Regions from separate parts of the Homo sapiens genome. Here region 1 is linked to region 2. A link is a loop called in an ENCODE intact Hi-C map of the cell type or tissue named here. Cell type or tissue: heart left ventricle. All regions are shown on one strand. Each heading gives the region's core, and the rest is flanking DNA. Links, peaks and the distances in the headings are about the cores only.

Region 1 (9,194 bases), core at 881-8,880, 60 kb before region 2:
CCAGGGCCTGAGCCCCTGAGCCTGAGGATGGGAGTCTGGACTGTGGCTCTCCCCCAGGGTGGATGGCAGCCTAGGACTCAGATCTTTCCCCATGCTCCCTGCTCACTCTTTCATCTGGCTTCTTCCAACAGCACTGAGGCCCCTCTCTTAATACAGCAGAACCTTCCTCTCCAGGGGCCAAGTGTTCCCTTTACATCCCCACACCACCATGCCCTTACCTCTCATTCCCCAGGAACAAATGGGTCTTATCGTGCGAGGGTCTCCCCTCTTGTGCCCTTTGCCCAGAAAGCTCTAGAGTGAAGGACAGGTAGGTAAGGCACGCCTTGGTCTTCCCTGACCTGAGCTTGAAATAGTCATTGCCCTCCAGGTAGCCTCCACCCACCAACCCTTCCCACCATGTAGTTCCTGCTGTGCCCACACACCACCTGGCAGTCACATCCACCCCCACAACGGCGCAGAGCTTCAGCCCCAGTGACAACAAGGGAAGTCAGGCTTTGCAGAAATGCGGTGTTTATTGGGAACCATCTGCCTGCACATCTCATCTATGTGCGTGTGTGTGTTTGGTCACATTGAGGTCCATGGCCAGTGATGCAATCAGACAGCCTTCGCCAGCCCCACACGGTTATTGGTCCTGTCAAAGACACTGTAATACTCCCAGATGAAGACATTCCCCAGGATCCACTGCTGGGAACTATAGTCACCCTGGAAACCACTGGTGCAGAAGCCCTGGTCCTGGGGAAGGCAAGGCAGAGATGACGCTGGTCCCAATCCCATTTGCTGTGCCTAAAGATAGGCGTTTATACCTCACCCACAACTCCTCCTCTTCTGTGACGTCATTTTATCCTTGAAATGACCTTCCCAGATAAACAAGTATTGGATTCATCTCTCAACAGATGAAGAAATTCAGATTCAAAAAATAAAATGACATAATCTAGGATCACCGGGTGGGGTTCTGGCATCCTGAGTCCTGTCCTCTGCACTGGACTCCACTCCCCATCTCTCGTCCTCCCCAGCCCCTGCCTCCTGCTCTCAGCACCTACTGCCCTGATGACCAGCCAGAGCAGGCCTGGGGGGTGGAGGTCAGTGGTCAGTGGGGCCAAGGGCTGAGCCCCACAAAGCCCAGGCTAGCTAAGCAAACCCTGCACAGAGCTCTAGGCCCCGGGACTTAGAAGCTTGAGCAGCGGAGGGAGGTTCCCATAGGGAGATGTGGACCTGCCTACCCCACCCTCCCTGACACCTTGGCACACCGCCCCTCCTGTTCCCCATTTTTCCCAGGATGAGGCTGAAGTGGCCACAAATGAGGCCCCAGGACAACATGGCCCACTCAGAAAGGCCGGTTGGTCCAAACGCATGCCCCTCCATTCTCTGTGGAGTCCATACCACTTCTTATCACCACCATCACTGCCTCACCAGGGGCCCAACTGGGGGGTGGGGGAGGAAGCTGGTGAAGAAGAAGGAGGAGGAGGAGCCCGGGCTTCCCCTCTGAGACTCATACCTGGCTGGTATAGGCGGAGGGTGGCAGGGGGTACTTCTTGCCGTGGATCTCGAAGACAGCCGTGGGAATGCTGCTCAGGCGCCCGCAGTCGATGTCAAACTAAAGAACCAAGGGAGGCCCTCTTAGAAGCGGCGAGTAAGTAAGCTGACTGAAGGGGTTCCGGAAGGGCCCAGAACCCCTCCTGCCACCCCATGAGCCATGGGGTGGGGAGAGGGCCCTGCCTACACCTAGGACCACAGGGAGGCTCTCAGGGTGAGGCCTGGTCCTGAGACATGGTTCTCAAAAGAGTCATAGCTGTCATCAACCCAGGGACAGACCCAAGCTTGGGACCCAAGGGGGTTGCCTCTGTGTCTCCCCATCTAGGCCCAGCCAGAGCTCACAGGGATGCTGGGAGCATTTGGCTGTCAAGGGGAGAAGAACAGACTCGGGGGTGGAGGAGGAAGAAGGGGCACAGCACAGTCCAGCGCGTCAGGGAGGGCACCACTCCCAGAGGAACAGGAGGTCAGACGGCAGCCGCTACCTGAGGCATGGAGGCTCCCACGGCAATGAAGCCAAAGCCAAAGGCCCCAGCAGAGGCCTCCGGAGAAACCCCAACCTCGGCTGGGAAACGGGCTCCCTAACCACCCCTGCATCATCTCGTTTGTGTGAAGGGGCCCCCACTTCAAGGCAACCTTGTGGGGCGGTGGGGCCTGACCTCACCTCATTGTACTGGCCCGCAGTGGCTCCAATGGCCTGCTGGATGTTGAGGATGTTGCCGCCAGGCCCCACCAGCAGGGAGGTGCCGGTGTCCAGGATGGCCTGACAGCCACCGTCACAGGCCACCACCACGCCGTCAATGATGACACTTCCAAAGGTATGCAAGATGGCCTCATCCAGCCCTCCCTCCCCAGGTCCTTCCTACCCTCCCCTGCCAGGATCTGCAGTAGGGAGGGAAGGCCCCCAGCCCTCAGCCCCTTCCCTGGGGCCCCTTCCTGGAGGCCCCAGTACTTTCTGAGCCCAGAGAAAAAACCTAAAACCATTTTCTTCCAATTCAGTGGCTAAATTGAGGACATCCCACTTTCCATGGGACAGAAACTTCAATAAAACAACAAATTCACCCACATTAAGGAGTAGAGCGAGTAGCATACTGGTTGCCTGAGATCTGGTTTCAAGTTTTTGCTCTGCCATTTACTTGCTGTGTGTCTCCAGCAAGTTACCCAACCTTTGTGTACTCAGGCTTCCCTTCTACAAAATGGGTACATTAATAACCCCTTCTTTGACTTCCTCAAGAGGTGGTCCTGAGGTTCAAACTCAATGTTAGTCCATTATAAAGTGGGGTAATAGTAGCACCCACCTCATGGTGTCTCAGTGAGGAATAAATGAGACAGTCATATAATCGTTCAGCACAGCGCCTAGCAGGCAGTAGATGCCCCAGAAAGGCAGCTGGTCTTGTTCATAAAGCACAGGTAGAATATGTGGCACTAGCACCGACAAAGGTCACCAACCTTGGAAGTGTCTAGTTCAGCTTCTCATGGGTGGTCTTACCAGCTACTGTGCTGCAGTCCTCAGAGTGTGGTGGGCTGACGCCCGGGCCCTCACATCCCCACAGCTGGATCAGCCTCTGGCTGAGGCCCACACAGTGTGGCCGCTCACCCACCTGTCCACAGTGAACTGCCAGTATTCTTGCAGTCATGGGTATCCAGTGCAGGGAGCCTGTGTAGTACGACAGATCAATGGCCCTCAGCGTGAGCATGCTCCCCTGGTCATTCCTGAAACCAAGGCGCAGCGCGCTGTTTCAGCGAGGCTCAGAAAAGCGGTGCCCAGCCCCACCCTGGGGCAGACACCACTGAGATCCAGCCCACCCTCCTCCGCCCCACCCCTACCCCACGCTTCAGATGAGGTCTCCAGCCCCCTCTGGCTCCTCCTCCGCTGGGCTTTCTCTGAAGTCAGCGGCAGCATCCTTTCTCCTGAGCGCTGCAGCCCCCACCCCAACCCCAGAGGAAGTAACCCACCCCACAGGTCCTGGGACTGCCAGGCTGTGCCCCAGCCACCCTTGAGTGTGCCCAGCTGTCTCCCTAGGCTCCTACTCCCTGTCAGCCGCCACCCAGGGCTTTCTGCCTTTAGTAGGAAAGGGGGTCTTCAACAAAATCTACACTTTGGATTGAAACTGCCACCCAAACGCAAATCCCCTCTGTTCCTCGTGGGGCCGTGTCTCACACATGGCTGGGAAACACACACTGTACCCACCCACTTCCGGAGCACTGCCTTGGGCTCCTAGAACTCATCCAGCCCATCCCAGCTCCCGGCTCTGGTACACGCTTTCTCCCCAGACGGCACCCACTCCTCCCTCAGCAAAGACTGCCCTGGCTGCCCTCGGCTGGGCCTTCCCCTGTTACTCAGCCTCTGACACACCCAAATCTCCCCTGCTGCACCCTTATCACACTGTTTGATTACAATAGTGTATGTAATGGTGTGCTGTCTGCTTCTCCTGCTAAAATGTTAACTGCCAGTTTGTCTTATCTGCTGATGTGTCCCCATCTCTGGCAGAGCCTCTGCACATAGTAAGGGCCCAGTAAGTATCTACTGGGTGAATAAATGCATGAGTGAATGCACTAATTAGCCCCCTAACTGCATTCTCCTGCCTCGGCCATCCAGCAACTTCTCCTGGGGAGGGTCTCTTTCTCTCCTCCCTGCCATCCTCCCCTCTTTCTGAGCCAAGCTGCATCATCACGGGGTGCAGGGAGGTAGAGTAGGAAGCACAGGCCTGGGAGCAGGAGCCCCAGGCTCCAGGCCTGGCTCAGCCGCCACCACTCAGGGTGTTGGTCCCTCCCCAAGCCTCAGCTTCCTCCCTAGTGAAAGGAGTAGGTTGGACTCCTTTGGAGTCAGCTCTAAAAGTCTGTGCATCTCAGTGACATTAGCAAACGGTTATTGAGGCCCTGCCACTTTGGGAAAAAGAACTTGAAAGCCCCTGTGCAGAGGTGGAATCGGGCTTTGTTTTTTGAGTGCCAGAAAGGAAAGTCAAATTTTGATCCAGTGAACTCTGGCTGTACAAATGACTGTATCATGGGCCTTTGGACAAGAGGTTGGATGTGCCTGGAAAGGAGAAGGTTTGCTTGGATGCTGGTGACTACCCTTGAGTGTCCCCAAGGAGTGGACAGTCCTTACAAGGACATCAAACTTAGGCCCCGGCTGGGCACAGCTCTTACCTACTCATGTAGACTGAGAACAGGTCTTGGGCCACCAGGTGCCTCTGCATCGTGTTGTCAAACACTGGCACTGACTACTCAGAGGCAAGAGAGGGATAGGCCAGCCCCAGGATCCCATCAAACTCGGAGTAGGTGAAGACGTCGCCAGGTTCCTGGGTGCTCAGACCCACAGTCTGGTGGGGGTCCACAATGTTGGAGACCTGCAAGAGAATCATGACCTCCACTAGGTCCTGCAGCCAGAGACAGAAACATCCCAGGCATGAGGGCAGCCAGTCCCAGGTCAGGAGCCAGTATCGCAGTTCCAGTTCCTTTCCTCTTATAGGCAACATAGTTATTTGCCCTTAAGAGACAGAAAAAAACAAAAACAAAAAACAGCAACAAAAAAAACCCACCTCTCCTTTCCCGGCAGTTAGTGCAATGATCTTGAGGAATTGTTCTAATGAGGCAGGGGAGGAGGGGAACAGAGGACAAGGTGGACACAGACCCTGGTGCTCATTGTGCAAAAGTTGGGACTGAGCTCAAAGAAGGGGGCAGAATGAGGGATGCTCCAAGGCCCTCTGCAGGCCTGCAGCCCTCCCACCAGCTATGTCTGGAACACCTCCCAGCAAAAAGCCATAGAAGCAGCAGGAAGTCCAAAAAGAACATGCACACGCTTTATGTCTCCAAGACCCAGGTGTAGGCTCCTGTTCTGCCATGTGCTAACTGTGTGACCTTGGACAAGTACCTGCCCAACCTCAATCCCCTTATCTGTTTAAGGGAATAGTAATACCTACATCTCACATCTCAAGGCAGGGCTTTGACTAAATAATACTAACACTGAACATTTATTGACATTTACTAAGTGATTATTGAATATGGATCAGCACTATGCTAAGAAAGTGCTAACTCCAAAATATTTTCTTAATCTGCCCACTTCTTCAGATGCCCAATGTATCCACCAGCCTACTCTGACCACTACTGCCTCTTGTCCCAAAGTGGTCAGGACACCTCTCCTGCTTCCACATGAGACCCCTGAGGGAAGCTTTCCCCGACCCCCTGCCCAAGGTAGTGAGTGATAGCAGCCCACTGCAGCACTGCTGAGGTTCCAGGCACTGGGCCAGCTCTCCAGTGAAGATGCACTGAAAATAGCAGGGAAGAAAGTGAATGGCTCAGGCCAGCAGAGGAAATAGGACTGGGCAGGGGAATTGGCTGTCAAAGGCCTGACTGCTGGCCAGCTCAGCAAGCAGCCCTGAGGCCTCTGCTGTCTGGCATGGAATCCCGAGGAGGCCTGAGCAGAGCACCCTGGTGGGCACCTGCCCAGTGAGGAAAATACTGTCCACAGAGAAGGACTGTGCCCTTCTGGACTCAAAGCAAGAAAGGTTTCAGCCAGACCCAAGGAAGAGACCAAGGAAAGTCAAGGTGGTCAGCACTGAGAGACACCACCAGAGTTTTCACGTCAGATGGTGCATGCAGAAAGAAAGAAAGAGGCAAACATCCACTGGGTACCTACTATGTGCCCATCACTGTATTAGGTACTTTGGAGGCCAAAAAGAGTCAAGGGAAAGGGGAACCCTTATCCTAGAGGGACAGGTGCTCTCGGACCTGAAAGAAGATGCTGCTCTGACTTATAAAGCATGAGGTCAAACCAAGAGCACTGCCCTGAGAGCCAGAGGCGAGGTCCCACACTCAGCTCCCCCAGGCACCAGCTGTGTGACTTCAGGTAAGTTATCAACTACAAGCCTCGGTTTCCTCATTTGAACAACGAGGATAATGACATCTTCCTCAAAGGGCTGTTGGAAAAACAAAATTTAAAAACAAGACTATACATAGGACACTGAAGAGCTCAGTCCTGGCACCAGCTCAGAATTCGGAACTAACTGTGTCAAGGATGCATGGAAAAGGATCAGGGAGACGGGAACCTGGACCTGAGAGTGCCCTCAGGTGGGGCTCTGGGTGCTGCCACAGGAAGAAGAGGCGGGAGGAAGGGACAGCCGACAGCTGGCTGCTGGCTAAAATCCCTCTCCTTACCTCCTGAGCCACCAGGGCAGGCAGCACCTAAAGGGCTTCTCAGCACAGTGGAGGTGTGGCCCACCGGACCGTGTGGGCAGAGAGTGGCTGGTGGGAAAGGCACAGTGAGCACTGGCCGGCGCAGCACCACTTACGGTGACAGTGTCATAGCCCAGCAAGCCCCGCATGCTGCCTGTGCCATACTGGATGGACAGGGACTTGCCCATGTTCTGTGGGTGGAGGACTTGGACGGATCGAAGCGTTGGTGGTTTTCTGAAACACAGACCCAGAGTTAGTGGGGCCCTTAGAATCTTCTCACCACTCACGGTGCCAGCCAGGGCCGAACCCCTCAGCAGGCCTTGTAAGAATATGGCCTCAATACTGGCAATTCTCTCTATAGAGAATAAGCAGCCCATTCTTTCTAAAGCCTTGGTCCCACAGTTTAAAAAAGAACATGATTCTTTGTTGCTTGCCCTACCTCTCTGACTTTCAGTGCTACCTACGTAGCTTCTACACAAAAATGAAAGGGAAAAGCCCCGCTGAAGATTCCGTGGATGTTTTGCTTTTATCAGCTGAGTAATCTTAGCCAAGTCCCTTTTCCTCTTCAAACCTTAATTTCCCCATCTGTCAAATGGGGATAAAAAGAGCACCAATCTCCCAGGATTGGTGGAGAAATAAATAATTAATGTGTGTTAAGCATGTATTCATTATTTGTAATAGACCTTCTCACTTTACTCTCCCAGCACTCACTGGCACATCATAGCCCCATTTTATAGAAAGGAAAATTCAGCATCCAAAAGGGTAAGCAGGTTGCCTTGGCTCCCAGTAGAGACAAAAAATAAAATAAAGGTCCCTAATTTTTAACTAAAACCCGTGATTTTCAAATCTTCCCAGTCTGTGGCCAGTTGGGAGGATGAGTGAGGAGATCGACCACAACTAGGAGGCTGGGAAGGTCAGAGCCAGCTGTCCTGCCACCCCACGTTTCCCCCCAGCCACCCTGACCACCCTGGCCACTAGGCCAGGGCATCCAAGCATGAGGGGCTGGGTCAGGAGAGGGCGGTCACTCACGACAGGCATCACTGTTGCAGTAGACAGAGGGCACCCAGATATCCGGGGAGCCTGTATCAAACACCAAGGTGAACTTCTGGGGAAGGGTCCCGATGTAGATCTTCCCAAAGTACTGACACTGAAGACAGACGGCACTGGGTCAGAGGTGGGAGCATCAGGGGGCAGGAGGGTGTGGATTAACGGTGGGCGGGGAGCAGGGGCACTTGTGGAGCCCCTGTGCTTTCTGCCCAGAGACCTGGGTGTCTCAAGGAGGGGGAAGATACTGAAGAGGGTTCTTGACCTCCAGCCCTCACCTGGGCTCCCACCCCCAGACACACTTGGCCTCATCCTTCCACAAGTCCTACAACCACTGCTGGAATCAGCCTCAGAAGCAGACCTGGGTCCTAAACTTAAATCCTGCCTGGGTGGGACATGGGCCACCCCTGCCAGGGCAAAAAGAATCTGGACAGAGAGGTGGGGCATCAGCTAGGTGTGGGCTCCATGTTCCGGCCCAAGTGGCCCCTGCCACGCGCGCCTCCTCGCCAGCTCTCCCCACTGTCAGAGCAGAGGCTGGGGGCGGGTGGCGAAGATGACCTAGATAAGAAAATGAGAGCACAGAAGAGAAAAAAGGCTGGTTGTTTACTGGCAAGAGTGACGGCTGAGAGAAAGACAAGCTCCAGGAAAGAACAGGTACCAGGGGCGCTCCTGCCTGGGTCCTGGGTGGGAGGAAGAGCAAGCTGGCAGCCGCGTCCTGGGCAGCTGCAGAATGGCACCCGCTGTCTCCATCCCTGCTGAGCCAGACTAAGACAGAACTTCCCCAGCCCGGAAGGCAGGTGCAGGGTTGGGATGGTAGGCGGCGTTGGGGAGGGGGGCAGTTCATGCACTCTTGGGGGATGTTGTGTGAGGAAGGCGCCTGAGCTCAGACCCTCCTGGTGGTGGCATTCAGAGCTGGCAGGCAGGAGCACTGTCTTTTCTGGGTCGACCAGCCCCTCGTGGAGCTGACTGAGGGCAGGGAGACTGCCTCTACCACAGACTCCAAGATTTCTCGAAGAGAAACAGCTGTGGTGAGGCAGGGGCCGAGGGGCGCTTTCCACTTCGTTAGTGGAAAGGCTGGCAGAGCCACTCACATCCAGGTAGTTGGTCAGAGACTCGCTGGCCACCACCCCAGAGCTGGAGTGCTTCCTGCTGACTGCATAATGGTGATTCCTCAGGAAGTCCTCCAGGAGCCTGCGCTCCTTCAGGGCCCTCCTCAGCGACTTCCCTTTGTGCAGAGGAACCCTGAGGAGATGGGGAAGAATTTGTAAGGAGGGTGTGCATCTCCCGCAGGCTGCCCAGCCTCCCAGAAGTGGGCTCCATAAACCACTCGGTACACTCTGTTCCCAGCCAGCCTTCTGATCAATGGCCCACTGACCCCAGGTCAAGGGCTTTCAAACTTTTTTTAAATCATAACTCAAAGTAAGAAATGTATTTTATATCGGTTC
Region 2 (9,100 bases), core at 1,101-9,100:
GTAGGATGAGAGAGAAAGAAGAATAGGAGACGGTTAAGGTTGGGGCCTGGAGAGCTGTACAGATATTGATGCTATTCGCCAATCCAGGACATGCAGAAGGAGCATGCATCAGCCCCGGGCCCGCAGGAAAGAGGGAGCCACTCAAACTAGGATAATGCACAGAGGGTGTTTTCACAAAGGTGTGAGCGTGGTGTCGGATAAAGGCAGGACTAATGCAGTAACCTAGAGCCAGTAGCAGTGGAGTGAAGGAGCTTCTCCCATCACCCAGCCAGAAGACCAGGAGGAGAACAGCTACCTGGACCAGAAGGAGAGGGTCTTGTAGAGAAGCTCCCTTGAGAGGATCCCCTTCTGCCAAGGGACAGCCAACCTAGGTGGTCTTGCTGGGAGCATGACAGAGGAGTTAATTCCCCGGTTTCATGTTCCTCCTTTCCTCCACTCCTCTGAGGGTTACTAGCCAAATCCACCGAAGGCAGCCACCAAGACATCCTCACAGATCAGCCTCCCAGGACACACAGCAGGGCAAAGAAGGTGGAGATGGATGGGAGGGGAGCAAGGAGCAGATTTGGAGGAGTGCAGCATGGTCCTAGGAGAGCGCCATCCCTGCTGCCCCTAGCTGTGTGGCCTTGGCCAGGTTACCTAACTTCTCTAATCCTCAGAGAGAGGTTGGGGCTGAATACTCAGGAGTCTTCAGTGGAAAGGTGGATGCCATGGGTGTGCTGCGATTTCCTGGAGAAGGTGTAGCTTAGAGGGGAACTGGGGCAGGCTGAAGAGTGAGAGTCAGGGTACGAGGCTGGGGAGGAGCCACCACACAGTCAGCAGTAGCTTCCTCCTCTGGGATCCTCTAGCATTTTCTCTTTAACTTCTCACAGAAGACTTTACAGATTTTATTGCCACTGCTTCCGTGTGCCTCCCATCAGAGTGTGAGCACCTTTGTTCCTCAGTCCCTCAAGGCCGATGCATGGTCAGCCCTTGTTAGTTGAGTGAATGAACAAACAACACTGAAGAAGCTGCCCTTGAAAAACCGGGGCATCGGTTAAGGGCTTTGAGCAGAGGATAGAAGACAGTGGAGGAGGAGGCTCAGGAGGAAGTGGGATGTCAAGCTGTGGGGCAGCTGCAAGACCTTGCATGCATTTGGTGGAAATTTCCTAGGGGCTACCAGGGGGCAGGCTGTGCTTGGGACTAGAGGCTAGAGAGGTGGGGAAGGCTCAGTCTCTGTGCTCAAGAGACAGCCCTCTGGACAGAGCACGGCAGCTCCTCCATGACACAGCTGTCCACAAGCTTCGGAGCACAGCTCCTTGTTAGTGAGTGGTGGTGTTAGGCAGGTGGGGAGGTGGGGGAAGTTGAAAGGTATCCTGGGGATGAGCAAAGTCTGATTTGGGGGTGAAGGGGAACATGCAACAATGAACCCAGTTCAATGTTTAGGGCAAACGTTTAATGCAGGAAGCAGTGAGAGGTAAGACTGGAGCCATAAGCAGGCAGAAGCTCATGGAGACCCAAGTGCCCAGATGTGGACTTTTCCTTATAGGCAGTGGAGCTCCCTGAAGGGTTCTGAAGCAGAGAAGAGCATACATAGTCAGGTGTGCTTCTTACCTGGACTACTGCTGAGGGATATTTAGGATGCAGCATCCTCTGGATGGTTGCTATAATAATAACTATTGTGACAAAGCTTCTTCCTGTGGAGCTGTTGTGTTTGCAAATCGGACCAAGGTCCCAGGCATCCAGGCCATGGAGCTAAGTTCCTAGCCCAGGTCTCTGGTCAGGGCATAAGTCATTCAGTGTGCCAAACCTCTGAAAGGTAGCCCGGCCCCTTTATTTACCATACTACACACAGCCAGTTCACCTTCTCCTCCTGAGCACCTGGAAAAGCTAACAGATGTGCCACGGTTCAACACAGCTTTTCTGTGCTGCTATTACAAACCCACAAGATTGAGTGGGGATCATGGTCTGTGAGTTGCCATGAAGAAGCAAATAATCGGCTGGGCGCAGTGGCTCACACCTGTAATCCCAGCACTTTGGGAGGCCAAGATGGGCGGATCACCTGAGGTCGGGAGTTCGAGACCAGCCTGACCAACATGCAAAAACCCCGTCTCTACCAAAAATACAAAATTAGCTGGGCATGGTGGCACATGCCTGTAATCCCAGCTACTTGGGAGGCTGAGGCAGAAGAATCACTTGAACCCAGGAGGCGGAGGTTGCGGTGAGCTGAGATCATACCATTGCACTCCAGCCTGGGCAAGAAGAGCAAAACTTCATCTCAAAAAAAAAAAAGAAAAAAAAAAAAGAAGAAGAAGAAAAAGCAAATAGTCATTTGCCAGAACCTGAAGCCACAGAGCCACTGAGCTCCATAATCCCTTGCATAGGCTGAGTCGTGCAAACACTTGGGGGAAAAAATCAGGATGGTGTGAACATAGTGTTGAGGGAGTGTTAGAGCAGAGAGCAGCCTGCCCACATGGCCCATCAGGACACAAAGCCAGGATCTCGCAACGTGAATGGAATATTACCTCCACCCTGTGTTGATTGAATGAGGCAATCAGCAGAAGCTGCTATGAGAATACTGATGGCCAAAGCTAAATATTGGGTGATAAATCTGTGCTGGCTAATTTTTCACTACAATAAGTCAGCCACATGCTTCTGGGAAGCCCCTGGGAACCCCGGCCCAGTTCAGGGACTTCATTGCTCTATTCTTCTCATTAAAGAATAGGCCAGATGCAGTGGCTCATTCCTGTAATCCCAGCACTTTGGGAGGCCAAGGTGGGTGGCTCACCTGAAGTAAGGAGTTTGAGACCAGCCTGGACAACATGGTGAAACCCCACCTCTACTAAAAATACAAAACTTAGCCGGGCATGGTGGCACATGCCTGTAATCTCAGCTACTTGGGAGGCTGAGGCACTAGAATTGCTTGAACCCGGCTCTGCCTCTTGCCTGCCTCAGGGAGAAGGGCAACCCAGCCCCTGCTTCAAGGGACCCTGACAAGAGGTGAGAAGAGTCCCAGGGCTGGACTAGGAACAGGCAGGAAAGGAGGCTACCTGTGGCAATGTCAGGAGAAACATATTCAGTCTTAAATAAGAAAATGGGGCTGGATATGGTAGCTCATGCCTGTAAACCCAGCACTTTGGGAGGCTAAGGTGGATGGAATGCTTGAGGCCAGGAGTTTGAAACCAGCCTGGCTAACATGGCGCAACTCTTTCTCTACTAAAAATACAAAATTTAGCAGGCATGGTGGCACACACCTGTAATCCCAGCTACGTGGGAGGCTGAGGCACGAGAATCACTTGAGCCCGGGAGGCAGAGATTGCAGTGAGCTGGGATAGTGTCACTGCACTCCAGCCTGGGTGACAGAGTGAAGAAAGAAAGAAAATCATAGGATCAGAATAAGAATCCTTGGCTCTCTTCAACCTAACTTCCTCCATCTGCTTCCACTTCTCCCGCCACCTCCTGCCCTCATTCTTCATTTTATTTTTTTAATATATATTTTGTAGAGATGGGATCTTGCCATGTTGCCCAGGCTGGTCTCAAACTCCTGGCCTCAAGCAATCCTCCCATCTCAGCCTCCCAAAGTGCTGGGATTATAGGCATGAGCCACCATGCCCAGCTCTGCCCTCATTCTTATGAGGAAACAGGCAAATGAACCAACCTAAGGGCCTTCTAAGTATTCTATCTAATAAGAACTTGATATACAATTCCTGCTTGTGATTATAAACTAATTCAGGAATGTCAAAGGATTTCATTCCAGGTCAGTGCTGACTGATTCGTAATGGCTGCCTGGAGAAGTATGTTGAGACTGAGTCTGAAGCTGCTTCTAGGCTCAGTGGGGAGGGTGCCAATGTTGATTGGTGATGCCTGCCATGGGTGCAGGATAGGAAAATGCTGGCACACATGCCATGTATTTTCTAAATAGGGGACTCTACAATGAAATAATTCACCTACAGTGGAAAATATCAATGAGATAACCACAGGCCCAGGATAAAGGGAGTTTCAACTCCTTGTGGGAGGTCCTAGTTATGTTTCTGCCTCTGATCACATTGCACTTTGGCAATGCAATTATAAGCCTCCTGATTCAGGTCACCCTTTTGGAGTCATAGATCTTCTTTGAGAGTTATGGATTGTTGGTGTTGAGAATTGAGTTATAACCCATCAATGCTTTCCCCATTTCTAGAAGTCCATGGAATAAACTTTTTTTTTCAACATTTTGATAAGGAGTCCTGGGGCTGAGCCCTGAAAAGGCCTGCCTCCCAAGATGCCAGTCCCTTCTAAGGAAGTCACCCCGTCCTGGCCATCCTGGACAGAGGCCATGTGACCATGCACATGGGCTAAGATGACTCCTATAGGCTCGTAGGATTTCCCTAAAAAATGAAATATTCTTCATTTTTTCCTCAATGTTTGCCCTCTTAAAGTGGCTCTTTTCAGCTCTGAGCAAAATAAGACCTAGCACCTTCAGATTTCTAGGTCATGGTTCCCTTCACATCCGTGGAAGTTCACTTTGAAAATTGTCTCCCAGAGCCCAGTAACTGATTCCCTTCAGGAAGCAGGGACTGAGGTGGCTGCAAGGGCACAGCCATTCAAAAGGGGATGTGCCTCTTCCTCTACACAGTTCCTGCTCGTTCCAGATAACTGTGGTGGTGAAGGGCCACGCTGCCTCTGGGGCATCCTGCTACAAATGGCACTCTAGTCACGTATGGGTGGTGTCTCTCTCTCTCTCTCCTGCTTGCTCCCCAGCCCAGGATGGGCTTTAAACAAGATAACAGATTCCCCCTGAATAGAACTTCTGTTGGAAAGGAGACTTCAGTGTCCCCCTAAGATGCAGGCCAGAAAGGAGGCATTCAAACAGACACAGGAGAAAACAAAATTGGGCAGAACATGCCTTGGACAGAAGAGTTAAGCATGGGATTGAAGATCATTTATTGATATCAGGAAATAGTAATATTAGATAGCTAAGTGGAAAATGCTAGAAGCAAAAAAGAATATACAATGTGATTTCACTTTGCCTGTGTGTGTGTGTGCACACAGAGAGTAAAGACTGAAAAGAAAAAGAAATAAAAATGTTAACATTTTTGTCTTGGCAAGTTGGCATTGCTAATACTGGGGGTTATTTTGTTTTGTCTTCATACATTTTTATATTTTCTAAGTTTTTTGTTTGAGCATGTGTTCCTTTTATAACAGAAAATTAATTAAATGTTATTTTAAAATAATTATAAAGGGGACTAAAAAAGAGCATGGGTGATGGAGTCATTTACAACTGAGCTCAGATCCTCATTAGCCGGTACCCTTAGACAAATTATTTAATTTCTCTGGGCCTGTTTACTCCCCCTAAATCACCTGAATAGTACATGCTTAGAACAGAGAAGACAAGCCTATTGCTTTTATGGTGGTTATGGTTTCAGAGCAGGGATGCTTAGCAGTCAGCAAAAGGTGGTTGCGGGGCGAGGAGGAGATTTTTGGTTTCCTCTGCTGAGACTGATGATCTAGAGAGGAAGCAAGGCAGCCCCAGGGAACCAAGGAAACGGCCCGGCTGGGAGGTACTCCAACAACCTGTATCCCCCTGCCATCCCCCAACCCAGGCATGCAGAGTGGAAAACAAACACCAGAGACCTTTGGGACTCCAGTGGGCAGGACTCCAGTCCCGTCTGTGGCCATGACTAATGTGAGCTCAAAAGTCTGGGACACAGTCTCCAAACACAGATGGCAGACATGTTCCTTCTGAAACCCTCTGTAAGTGCTTGCAAGTGGGCCAAGCTGCGCTGGGAGGCGTAGATGGACGGGTTTGTCTGCAAGCTGGTAAGGCCCATGGCCAAGTGAAGTAGCCGGGCAGTGGCAAAACGGACACAGGGGGACACCAGGATGGGGCTGAGCCTGGGCATGGCTCCAAAGGCCTTTAAAGACACTGCAAAGCATGGGAAAAGCAGGGGCGCCTCCACAGTGGCACAGCAGTGCCTGCCAAAGGAGCAGCCCTGGCTCCACTCTGCCATGTAAATCTCTCTCCAAAGCACTCAAGTTAATTTCAGCAACAGCTCCCCCGAGCTCCAGCTGATCACCAGGACACCTCCTGTCCTAAGGAAAATAAGAAAAGGAACAGCCAGATTTGTCAAGAAATTAATTGAAAACAGCAATGAGTGGATCATGAATTTATAATAAGATAGTAATTTACTCCTTTCTCAAAGGCAGACTCGGATGCCAGTTTCCTTTCCCTCTGACGCCTGCTGATCCAAAGCCCCTGTATTCTGGGAGGCGTCAGTCCTGCCACCAGTGGACAGCTGTTCCCTCTCTAGCAGAGCTACAAAATACAAGTCCTCGCCCACCTCCCAGCCCAGGAGTCAGGGCTGCAGGCTTCAAGTAGAATCCAGGATGCCTCTTCCAAAGAAAGCAAGAAAAAATACTATTCATTCATTATCCGTTTCATTTATATGTTTGCCTTGAGTAGCTTCTTTTTCATATGGGTGATTAGAGCAAACTAGAAGGAAACCCAGGGATTAGACAGCATCCCCAGGCCCAGCACAGCACCCAGGATTTAGGTGCAATCTCATCGTTGATGGATGAGAATAGCAAGGCGTGGGGAGACTACAGGATGGGTCAAGGTCACAGAAACAATGAGCAGGCAGGTCTGCTGCTCCCAACCCGCTCTATCTAGCACATGGCTCCTTCTTCAATTCTGTTCTACAAACCAGAGCATGTGGAAAGGGGCAAAGATGAAAAAGACACAGTCCCTACCCTCAAGAGACCAGGGCATAAAAAATTTCTGTGATGTTAAAAAATAATACTTTGAGTCCAAACCTTGGAAATAAGGCCAAGAGAGAACAGCATGTCCTTCCAACGTCATTCTGGGCATTTCTTCACAAGCCTACCCAAGGATTGCTTAATTACCTCAGGGAAAGTATCTCCCTGTGACTTGGCTATTTATTATTCATTAAGGGCTCAGACTCTGTGAAGTTATGTGTTAACTTACAGATCTTATCCAGTAAGTATAAATAATTTCTATCTAATAAAAAAGATAACACCAAAGATTATGATGTTTTAATTGCCCTGTAGGGTGTTAGCCAGCTTTGTTTTTTAATTGGTACAAAGTTTACCATCTTAACCTTTTTTTTTTTTTTGAGATGGAGTCTTGCTCTGTTGCTCAGGCTGGAGTGCAGTGGTGCGATCTCAGTACACTGCAACCTCTGCATCCTGGATTCAGAAAATTCTCCTGCCTCAGCCTCCCAAGTGGCTTGAATTACAGGTGCGCACCACCACACCTCGCTAATTTTTGTATTTTTAGTGGAGACTGGGTTTCGCCATATTGGTCAGGCTGGTCTCGAACTCCTGATCTCAGGTGATCTGCCCGCCTCGGCGTTCCAAAGTGTTAGGATTACAGGCATGAGCCACTGCACCCGGGCCATCTTAACCATATTTCAGCGGAGTTAAGAACAGTTCAGTGGTATTAAGCACATTTATGTCATGCAACCATCACCACCATCCATCTCCAGAACACTTTTCATCTTGCAAAACTGAAACTTCTCAACCATTAAACAATAACTCCCTATTTTGTCTTCCCTCAACCCCTGGCAACCATCATACCTTCTGTCTTGATGATTTTGTCTATCATAAGTACCTCATATAAGTGGAATAATACAGTATTTGTCTTTTTGTGACTGGCTTATTTCATTTTGCATAATGTCCTCAAGTTTCATTCATGTTGTAGCAAGTGAGATGGAGCAGGGACTTGTAACAGAACCAAACTGAGGTCTGCTCACCCAACACAGTAAAACCAGATACCCACACCCAGGATTTTGTGGTGATAGAAAGGAAGGTGTTTATTGCAGAGCACTAAGTAAGGAAGACCAGACAGCTAAGTGCTCAAAACCTAGCCTCCCCAGTGGCTTGCCGGCAAGGATTTTTAGAGGCAGGAATAAATTTCAGAACAGCAGAAGCTACAGGCAAAATCATAAATTGCAAAATTGATTGCCAGGAGGTTACACATTGGCTTAAGTTTAAAAGGGTGGGATGTCTTGAATAGGGGGCTTGCAGGCTGCAGATAGATTCAAAGATCTTCTGATTTGCAATTGATTATGGAAGAGAAGCTTTGTTTAAAAATGTGGGGGTCAGGGCTGGGCACAGTGGCTCACACCTGTAATCCCAACACTTTGGGAGGCTGAGGCAGGTGAATAGCTTGAGCTCAGGAGTTCGAGACCAGCCTGGGCAACATGGCGAAACTCTGTACAAAAATACAAAAATTAGCTGTGCTTGGTGGTGCATGCCTGTAGTCTCAGCTACTTAGGGGCTGAGGTAGGGGGATTGCTTGAGCCTGAAAGGTGGAGGTTGCAGTGAGCTGAGATTGTGCCACTGCATTGAACTCCAGCCAGGGTGACAGAGTGAAATCTTGCCTCAAAAAAAAAAAAAAAAGTCATTGTCAAATATAATACCATGGACCTTTTTCCCTATGTTTTCTTCTAAGAATTTTATAATTTTAGCTCTTATGCTTAAGTCTTTGATCCATTTTGAGTTAATTTTTGTATATGGTGGAAGGTAAGGTAAGGGTTCATTCTTTTGAACATGGATATCTAGTTTTCCCAACACGATTTGTTGAAAAGACTGTGTTTTCCCCATGGAATGGTCTTGGCACCCTTGTCAAAAATCATTTGACCATATATGCAATGGCAAGTTTTATTTTTAACCTAGAAATTTTAACATTTCCTTTTAAATGACCATAAGTATTCATTTCCTCAAAATGCTCTTTGAATTAGCTTAACTACATTATTGGTTCCCTCCTTCATGAGTTGCTAAGTCTTCGGCATGTGTCCATTTTATATTTGAAGGAGGTATATTGTAAATATTTGAATATTATGCTTTTACAGTAATGTACAAAGTGTTATGGGAGTCAGGGTGAAGATCATTTCTAATGGGGGAATTCAAAAAACTTTTCACGTCCAGGCGCGGTGGCTCACGCCTGTAATCCCAGCACTTTGGGAGGCAGAGGTGGGTGGATCACTTGAGGTCAGGAGTTTGAGACCAGCCTGGCCAATATGGTGAAACCCCGTCTGTACTAAAAATATAAAAATTAGCCAGGCTTGGCGGCACGTGCCTGTAGTCCCAGCTACTTGGGAGGCTGAGGCAGGAGAATCGCTTG

The links. Peaks named below come from ENCODE experiments on the same cell type or tissue, not always from the same donor. Only the 100,000 strongest peaks of a DNase experiment are listed, where the experiment ranks them.
Region 1: it touches region 2 in a loop (2.0-fold over the local background); 39 of 110 quality-filtered maps call a loop at or near these places.

Annotation. Positions count from the first base shown.
Region 1 is chr1:110,482,572-110,491,765 of GRCh38, reverse strand. It overlaps CYMP-AS1 (CYMP antisense RNA 1), which reads left to right and starts at 1,508. Exons shown (of 2, transcript NR_108042.2): 1 at 1,508-1,630; 2 at 1,859-4,086. It also overlaps the pseudogene CYMP. RefSeq lists an enhancer at 7,909-8,487. In heart left ventricle, for the core only: no CTCF peak of the experiment used is centred there; no DNase peak of the experiment used is centred there.
Region 2 is chr1:110,422,557-110,431,656 of GRCh38, reverse strand. No RefSeq gene overlaps it. Among named protein-coding and RNA genes, the nearest start is that of LAMTOR5-AS1, 19 kb to the right of the region's middle. In heart left ventricle, for the core only: no CTCF peak of the experiment used is centred there; a DNase peak (open chromatin) is centred at 5,657; H3K27ac peaks cover 1,702 bases.